Linked DNA regions of Homo sapiens: region 2 is linked to region 1. Evidence: read pairs that join two places in POLR2A ChIA-PET (ENCODE). Cell type or tissue: B cell. All regions are shown on one strand. Each heading gives the region's core, and the rest is flanking DNA. Links, peaks and the distances in the headings are about the cores only.

Region 1 (2,500 bases), core at 1-2,500:
TTGGAACTTTTTTTTTCTTTTTCTTGAGACAGGATCTTCCTCTGTCACCCAGACTGGAGTATGGAGTGCAATGGCATAATCATATCTCACCACAGACTCAAACTCCTGGGCTCAAGCAAAACTCCCACTTCAACCTCCCAATGTGCTGGGATTACAGGCAAGTGCCACTGTGCCCGGCCTGGATTCTTGGAACATTTTAAGATCTAGGACTAGGCAGGCGCGGTGGCTAAAGCCTGTAATCCCAGCACTTTTGGGAAGCCGAGGAAGGCGGATTCCTTGAGGTCGAGAATTCGAGACCAGCCTGGCCAACATGGTAGCCAGACATGGTGGCACACACCTGTAGTCCCAGCTACTCAGGAGGCAGAGGCAGGAGAATTGCTTGAACCCAGAAGGCGGAGGTTGCAATAAGCTGAGATTACACCACTGCACTCCAGCCTGGGTGACAGAGCAAGACTCTGTCTCAAAATAAATAAATAAATAAATAAATAAAATGAAATAAAATCTAGGAATAAAGTCTCTAAAGAACATGGAAGACAGGATTCTTTCCTGACAAAAGAGAAAAATCTAACAGGTGGAAGGTGGTAAACAGTGATTTTAAGCTGATAGCAAAAGTAGACAGGTTCCCAAAACCTTTTTTTTTTTAATTGAGACAGGGTCCTCACTCTGTCTCCCAGGCTGGAGGGCAGTGGCGCGATCTCAGCTCACTGCAGCTTTGACCTCCTGGGCTCAGGCGACCCCTCCCACCTCAGCCTCCCAAGTAGTTGTAGCTGGGACTACTACAAGTGTGTGCCACCATCCTTGGCTAATTTTTTTTGTTTGTTTCAGTAGCATCGGGGTTTTGCCATGTTGTCCAGGCTGGTGTTGAACTCCTGACCTCAAGCAATCTGCCTGCCTTGGCCTCCCAAAGTGCTAGGATTGCAGGCCTCAGCCACCATACCCTGCCCCCGATACCTTCTTTTGATGACAGCAGTCACCAATTCAGAAAGGAAAGAAGGCTCTGCCAAGAGTGCCTGTAACATGAGCTGAGACGATAAGAAGTTGGGGAAAGGTGGGAGACAGCAAAGAGCTAATGGCAAGATAGGCAACTGGTTTTTTGTAAATGATGAAATAAACATAAAAAATAACAGTCATGTTAATACATATATAGGAAAAAAGAATGAGGTCCAAATTATAGAGATTGAATCTGTAGGGTATAATTAGGGGAAACTTCTACTTACTAAGATTTCCTTAAAAAGGAAAAAAAAAAAAAAAAAGAAACAGGTATAAAGATTGGATAGGACAGGCACGGTGTCTCATGCCTGCAATCCCAGCACTTTGGGAGGCCGAAGCAGGCTAATCACCTGAGATCAGGAGTTCGAGACCAGCCTGGCCAACATGGCGAAACCGCATCTCTACTAAAAATACAAAAAAAGGCCAGGTGCGGTGGCTGATGCCTGTAATCCCCGCACTTTGGGAGGCCAAGGCGGGCGGATCACGAGGTCAGGAGTTGGAGACCAGCCTAGCCAATGTGGTGAAACCCCATCTCTACTAAAAAATATTTTAAAAAATTTGCCAGGCACAGTGGCACGCGCCTGTTGTCCCAGTACTCAGGAAGCTGAGGCAGGAGAATCACTTGAACCTGGGAGACAGAGGTTGCAGTAAGCCTAGGTTGCGCCACTGCACTCCAGCCTGGGTGACAGAGCAAGACTCCATCTCAAAAAATAAAAATAAAATAAAAAATAATAAAAAAAATAAAAATACAGAAACAAATTAGCCCAGCGTGCTGGCGCACGCCTGTAATCCCAGCTACTCGGGAGGCTGAGGCAGGAGAATCACTTGAACCCAGGAGGCGGAGGTTGCAGTGAGCCAAGATCACACCACTGCACTCCAGCCTAGGGGACAGAATGAAACTGTGTCTCAAAAAATAAAAATTAAAAATTAAGCTTGGATAAAGTTAAGGAGAGAATTATGAATGTCTCTGGGAAACCAGTTTTGTAGCCCAGGTTTACCCAACCACAGAAGAATGTAAGTGACCAAAAGTGCCATCTTTGGCTGGGCATGGTGGCTCACGTGAGGTCAGGAGCTCAAGACCAGCCTGGCAAACATGGTGAAACCCCATCTATACTATAAATGCAAAAAATTAGCTGGGCATGGTGGCAGGCGCTTGTAATCCCAGCTACTGGGGAGGCTGAGGCAGGAGAATCGTTTAAACCTGTGAGGCGGAGGTTGCAGTGAGCAGAGATGATGCCATTGCACTCCAGCCTGGGTGACAGATATTATCTGTCTCAAAAAGAAACAAAAGTGTCATCTTTATGGACAGCATGATGGTGAGTGTGTTATAACTTTTCAAGTACTAGATACAAAAACAAACGTCATAAGCAGCCAGCATGGTAACCCCTTCAAACATTTAATTTCTGGCACACTCTCAATCTGGGCCGACAAAAATAACATAGATCTTCAAAACATTAAGGCTACGTGAAAGAACATGGACACAAAAGACCACATATCGTATGATTCTATT
Region 2 (5,718 bases), core at 1,915-4,414, 180 kb after region 1:
CAAACAAAAATAAATTTTCCGATACATGTAATGTTGATACTGTACAAAGCCATTCTCAGTGACCAAGAAAAACTTCCTCTGAGAACATTTAAGATAAATGTGACCCTGCTTTTCACAGTATTGTTTAGAAAAGAAAATGAACATTTCATACAGCAACTCACTGTTGTATTGTATCACTAGTCTACTTTATTTTTTTTTCTTTTACTAGTCTAATAATTTCACAATTCTTTACAATTTGAGATTTGGGAAAAACAACGACAAAAACATCAAGGATATGTACTTTTTTTTTTTTTTTTTTGAGACAAGGTCTTACTCTGTCACCCAGGCTGGAGTGCAGCGGCACAATCTCAGCTAACTGCAACCTCTGCCTCCCAGGCTGAAGCCATCCTCCCACCTCAGCTTCCCAAGTAACTGGGACCACAGGCATGCACCACCATGCCTGGCTAATTTTTTTTTCCCCTAAGTTAGTAAAGGCTTCTAACTAACTTTTAAAATTATTTTCTGTAGAGATGGGGTTTTGCCATGTTGCCCAGGCTGGCCTCAAATTCCTGGGCTCAAGTGATTTGTCCTCCTCAGCCAGTTTTTTTGTTTGTTTGTTTGGTTGGTTTTTTTCTTTCTTTTTTTTTTTTTGAGACAGAGTCTTGCTCTGTCGCTCAGGCTGGAGTGCAGTGGCGCGATCTTGGCTCACTGCAACCTCTGCCTCCTGGGTTCAAGTGAGTCTCCTGCCTCAGCCTCCTGAGTAGCTGGGACTACAGGCGTGCACCACCATGCCCAGCTAATTTTTGTATTTTTAGTAGAGATGGGGTTTCACCATATTGGTTAGTCTGGTCTTGAACTCCTGACCTTGTGATCCACCCACTGAGGCCTCCCAAAGTGCTGGGATTACAGGCGTGAGCCACCGTACCCGGCCTGGTATTTTTGGGGTTTTTTTTGTTTGTTTTTTGTTTTTTAAGATTAGCTTTTGACCAGTTGAGGTGGTTCACGCCTGTAATCCCAGCACTTTGAGAGGCCGGATGGCTTGAGGTCAGGAGTTTGAGACCAGCCTGGCCAACATGATGAAACCCCATCTCTACTAAATATATAAAAAAAATAGTCAGGTGTGGTGGTGCGTGCCTATAATCCCAGCTACTCAGGAGGCTGAGACAGGAGAATTGCTTGAACCTGGCAGGTGGAAGGTGCAGTGAGCCAAGATTGCACCACTGCACTCCAGCCTGGGAGATGGACTGAGACTCCTTCTTAAGAAAAAAAAAAAAAAAAAAAAAAAAAAAAAGGCCAGGCGCAGTGGCTCACACCTATAATCCCAGCACTTTGGGAGGTTGAGGTGGGTGGATCACGAGGTCAGGAGTTTGAAACCAGCCTGGCCAACATGGTGAAACCCTGTCTCTACTAAAATACAAAAAATTAGCTGGGCGTGGGAGTGCGCGCCTATAATCCCAGCTTCTCGGGAAGCTGAGGCAGGGGAATCACTTGAATCCAGGAGGCGGAGGTTGCAGTGAGCCAAGATCGCGACACTGCACTCCAGCCTGGCAACAGAGCAAGACACCATCTCAAAATAAATTTAAAAAAAATAATAAATTAGCTTCAGCCACTTTGGAGAGCAATTTGGCAACACCTAGTAAAACTGAAATTGTGGACACTGTAAAACACAGCAACTCCACTTCGGGATAGATACCATAGAACAGCAGTCCCCAACCTTTTTGGCACTAGGGACGGGTTGGGAGGAAAGGGGGGAATGGTTTTGGTATGAAACTGCTCCACTTCAGATCATCAGCCATTACATTCTCGTAAAAGGCGTGCAACCCAGAGTCCTCATGTGTGCAGTTCACAATAAGGTTCGTGCTCCTATGAGAATGTAATACCGCCCCTGATCTAACAGGAGGCAGAGCTCAGGAAGTAATGCTCGCTTGCCCTCCACTTACTTCCTGCTGTGCAGCCTGGTTCCTAACAGGCCACAGACTGTACTGGTCCAGGCCCGGGCAATGGGGACCCTTGCCCTAGAACAGTGAGTCTCAAACCACTTGGTACCAGGTCTCCATTGCACTTAAAAATGATGGAGGGAGCCAGGCTCAGTGGTGAGAGCTTGTAGATCCACCTACTTAGGAGGTTGAGGTGGGTGGACTGCTTGAGCCCAGGAGTTAGAGGCCAGCCTGGGCAACATAGCAAGACTCAATCTCTACAAAAACTAAAAATAAAAACGTTAGCCAGGCATAGTGGTGAGCACCTGTAGTCCCAGCTACTTGGGAGGCAGAGGCGGGAGGATCACTTGAGCCCACGAGTTTGAGGCTGCAGTGAGCTATGGTGCCACTGCACTCCAGCCTGGGCAACAGAGTGAGACCCTCTCTCCAAAAAATAATAAAATAACTATATTTTCCCAAACAAAAAAATTAGTGAGAAAAGTGTCACTGTGTATGTTACATTTTTTTTTTCAAATCTCATATCTGGCTTAATAGAAAACATCTGAATTCTCCTATCTGCTTCTGCCATCAATTTGTTGCAATGTCGTATGTCATGTAGCCTCATGGAAAGGTCCATTGAACATTCGTGAGAAGAGTGAGCATGAAAAAGGCCAAATAACATCTTAATATTATTATGAAAATTGTTTTGGTCTCATGGCCCAGACCACTCTTTGAGAACCACTGCCCTAGAGAAACTCAAGTGTATGTATAAAACGTTCTTTGTAGTATTATTTGTTATAATGAGAAGGTGGAACCAACCTATCTGTCCATCAATGAGGGACTATAAGATCCACAGGGACTACACTGGTGTTGCTTTGCTCACCATTGCATTTCCAGTAACTTAGCATATATTAGCACACAATAGGTGCTCAGTCAACTTTTGTGGAAGTAGAGAAGGAAGGGAGAGAGGCAGAAAAGAAGAAAGTGAGGAGGTACAAATATTGTTCTGCAACCTGCTATTTTAATTCAACTCTACCTCATGGACATCTTTTCACAGATTTAGACTCTTAGTTCACAGGGTAGGAAAGCACAAAGGCCATAGGACTCTTGCATAATGGGAAGCTTATTTTTCTATTGTCTAAAAATAAAGGCGTATTTAAGATGTCTCTTTAGGCAGGGCGTGGTGGCTCACGCCTGTAATCTCAGCACTTTGGGAGGCCGAGGTGGGTGGATCACCTGAGGTTGGGAGTTCGAGACCAGCCTGACCAACATGGAGAAACCCCGTCTCTACTAAAAATACAAAAATTAGCCGGGCATCATGGCACATGCCTGTAATCCCAGCAATGTGGGATGCTGAGGCAGGAGAATTGCTTGAAGCTGGTAGGCAGAGGTTGTGGTGATCCAAGATCAGGCCATTGCACTCCATCCAACCTGGGCAACAAGAGCAAGACTTCGTCTCAAAAAAAAAAAAAAAAAAAAAAAAAAGTCTGTTTAATACAACCACGGGCTGCAAATCACTGCCACCTAGTGGTGTATTAAGAAGTTCACACATGGGGCCCTGGCGCGGTGGCTCAGGCCTGTAATTACGGCACTTGAGGAGGCCGACCTGGGTGGATCACCTGAGGTCAGGAGTTTGAGACCAGCCTGGCCAACATGGCGAAACCTCGTCTCTACTAAAAATACAAAAATTAGTTGGGCATGTTGGCGCGCGCCTGTAGTTGCAGCTACTCTGGAGGCTGAAGCAGGCGAATCGCTTGAATCCAGGAAGCAGAGGTTGCAGTGAGCCGAGATTGTGCCACTGCACTCCAGCCTGGGCAACAGAGCAAGACTCCATCTCAAAGCAAAAACAAACAAATGGCCAGGCACAGTGGCTTATGCCTGTAATCCCAGCACTTTGGGAGGCTGAGGCAGGAGGATCACCTGAGGTTGGGAGTTCGAGACCAGCCTGACCAACAAGGAGATACCCTGCCTCTACTTAAAATACAAAATTAGTCGGGTGTGCTGGCGCATGCCTGTAATTCCAGCTACTCTAGAAGGCTGAGGCAGGAGACTCGCTTGAACCCGGGAGGCGGAGGTTGCGGTGAGCCGAGATCGTGCCATTGTACTCTAGCCTGGGCAACAAGAGTGAGACTCCATCTCAAAACTACAAAAACAAACAGACAAAAACTGTCTTTTGTATGCTGCTGAGATGGCTGATGGCTGGGAGCCCCTAGATAACTTCAGGACGGGGGCTAGTTGCCAAAAAGATCAAGGCAGGATCTCCAAGGGAGGGGAGGGAGAGGGGCTGAAGGTTGAGTTCATCACCAATGGCCAATGATTTAATCAATCATGCCTATGTAATGAAGCCTTCATAAAAACCCCAAAGGATAGAGTTCTAGGAGCTTCCAGATAGCTGATCACATGGAGGATGGTGGATGGTTCCTGGAGGATGGCACTCAGAGAGGGCATGGAAGTGCCACACACCTTTCTGCATACCTTGCCCTATGCATCTCTTCCATCTGGTTATTAACCTATATCCTTTGTAATATCCTTTATCATAAATGGGTAAATATAAGTAAGGTGTTTCCCTGAGTTCTGTGAGCTGTCCTGGCAAACCCTAGGAGGGATTTGTGGGAACCTCACTTTAGAGCCAGTTTGTCAGAAATACAGGTCACAGCCAAGAGTTTACAATTGGCATCTGAAGTGGGCAGTAGTCTTGTGGGACTGCGGGATCTAACACTATCTCCAGGTAGATAGTGTCAGATTGAATTGAATTAGAGGACAGCTATCTGGTGTCTGCTAGAGAATTGCTCAGTATGTGGAGAAAGCCCCCACCCATCTGGTGTCAGAAGTATTGTGTTGAGTGACCGCATAAGACAGTAAAGAGGGCCAGGCTCAGTGGCTCATGCCTGTAATCCCAGCACTTTGGGAGGTTGAGGCAGGCAGACCGTGAGGTCAAGAGATCGAGACCATCCTGGCCAACATGGTGAAACCCCGTCTCTACTAAAAATACAAAAATTAGCCAGGTGTGGTGGTGCGCGCCTGTAGTCCCAGCTACTCAGGAGGCTGAGGCAGGAGAATCGCTTGAACCCAGGAGGCAGAGGTTGCAGTGAGCTGAGATCACACCACTGCACTCCAGCCTGGTGACAGAGCAAGACTCTGTCTCAAATAAAATAAAATAAAATAAAATAAAATAAGCTCCAAGACCGGGCACGGTGGCTCACGCCTGAAATCCCAGCAGTTTGGGTTTGGGAGGCTGAGATGGGAGGATTGCTTGAGCCCAGGAGTTCAAGACTAGCCTGGGCAACATAGTGAGACTCAGTTTCTCCAAAAGTACAAACATTTTCTGGGTGTTGTGGTGTGCACCTGTGGTCTCAGCTACTTGGGATGCTGAGGTGGGAGGATTGTTTCAGCCTGGGAGTTTGAAGCTGCACTGACCTGTGATTGCACCGCCATACTCCAGCGTGGGCCACAGAGTGGAGCCTCCCATCTCAGTTAAAAAGAAAAGAAAAGAAAAGAAATCTGGTAGGCCAGGAGTGGTGGCAGGTTTGGCTCATGCTTGTAATCCCAGCACTCTGGGAGTCTAAGGTGACAGGATTGCTTGAAGCCAGGAGTTCCAGAACAGCCTGGTCGATCTAGGCAGACCCCATATCTACAAAAAACTAAAAACAAAATTAGCCAGGCATGGTGGCAGTACCTGTAGTCCCAGCCACTCAGAAGGCTGGAGGATCACTTGAGCCCAGGAGGATGAGGCTGCAGTGAGCTATGATCATGCCACTGACAGAGTGAGACCTTGTCTCTTAAAAAAAAAAAAAAAAAAAATCTGTCAGGGTTAGTTGTCGTC

What was found. ChIA-PET counts read pairs that join two places held together with the same protein. Peaks named below come from ENCODE experiments on the same cell type or tissue, not always from the same donor. Only the 100,000 strongest peaks of a DNase experiment are listed, where the experiment ranks them.
Region 2: POLR2A ChIA-PET joins it to region 1 with 5 read pairs; 4 of 35 experiments call an interaction of 5 or more read pairs at or near these places.

What each region holds. Positions count from the first base shown.
Region 1 is chr17:5,373,853-5,376,352 of GRCh38, reverse strand. All of the region lies in intron 13 of RABEP1 (rabaptin, RAB GTPase binding effector protein 1), which reads right to left. Among named protein-coding and RNA genes, the nearest start is that of NUP88, 45 kb to the left of the region's middle. In B cell, for the core only: no CTCF peak of the experiment used is centred there; no DNase peak of the experiment used is centred there.
Region 2 is chr17:5,194,850-5,200,567 of GRCh38, reverse strand. All of the region lies in intron 1 of ZNF594-DT (ZNF594 divergent transcript), which reads right to left. Among named protein-coding and RNA genes, the nearest start is that of ZNF594-DT, 5.7 kb to the right of the region's middle. In B cell, for the core only: CTCF peaks have their summits at 3,215 and 3,415 (motif pointing left); a DNase peak (open chromatin) is centred at 3,427; H3K4me3 peaks cover 499 bases; H3K27ac peaks cover 1,226 bases.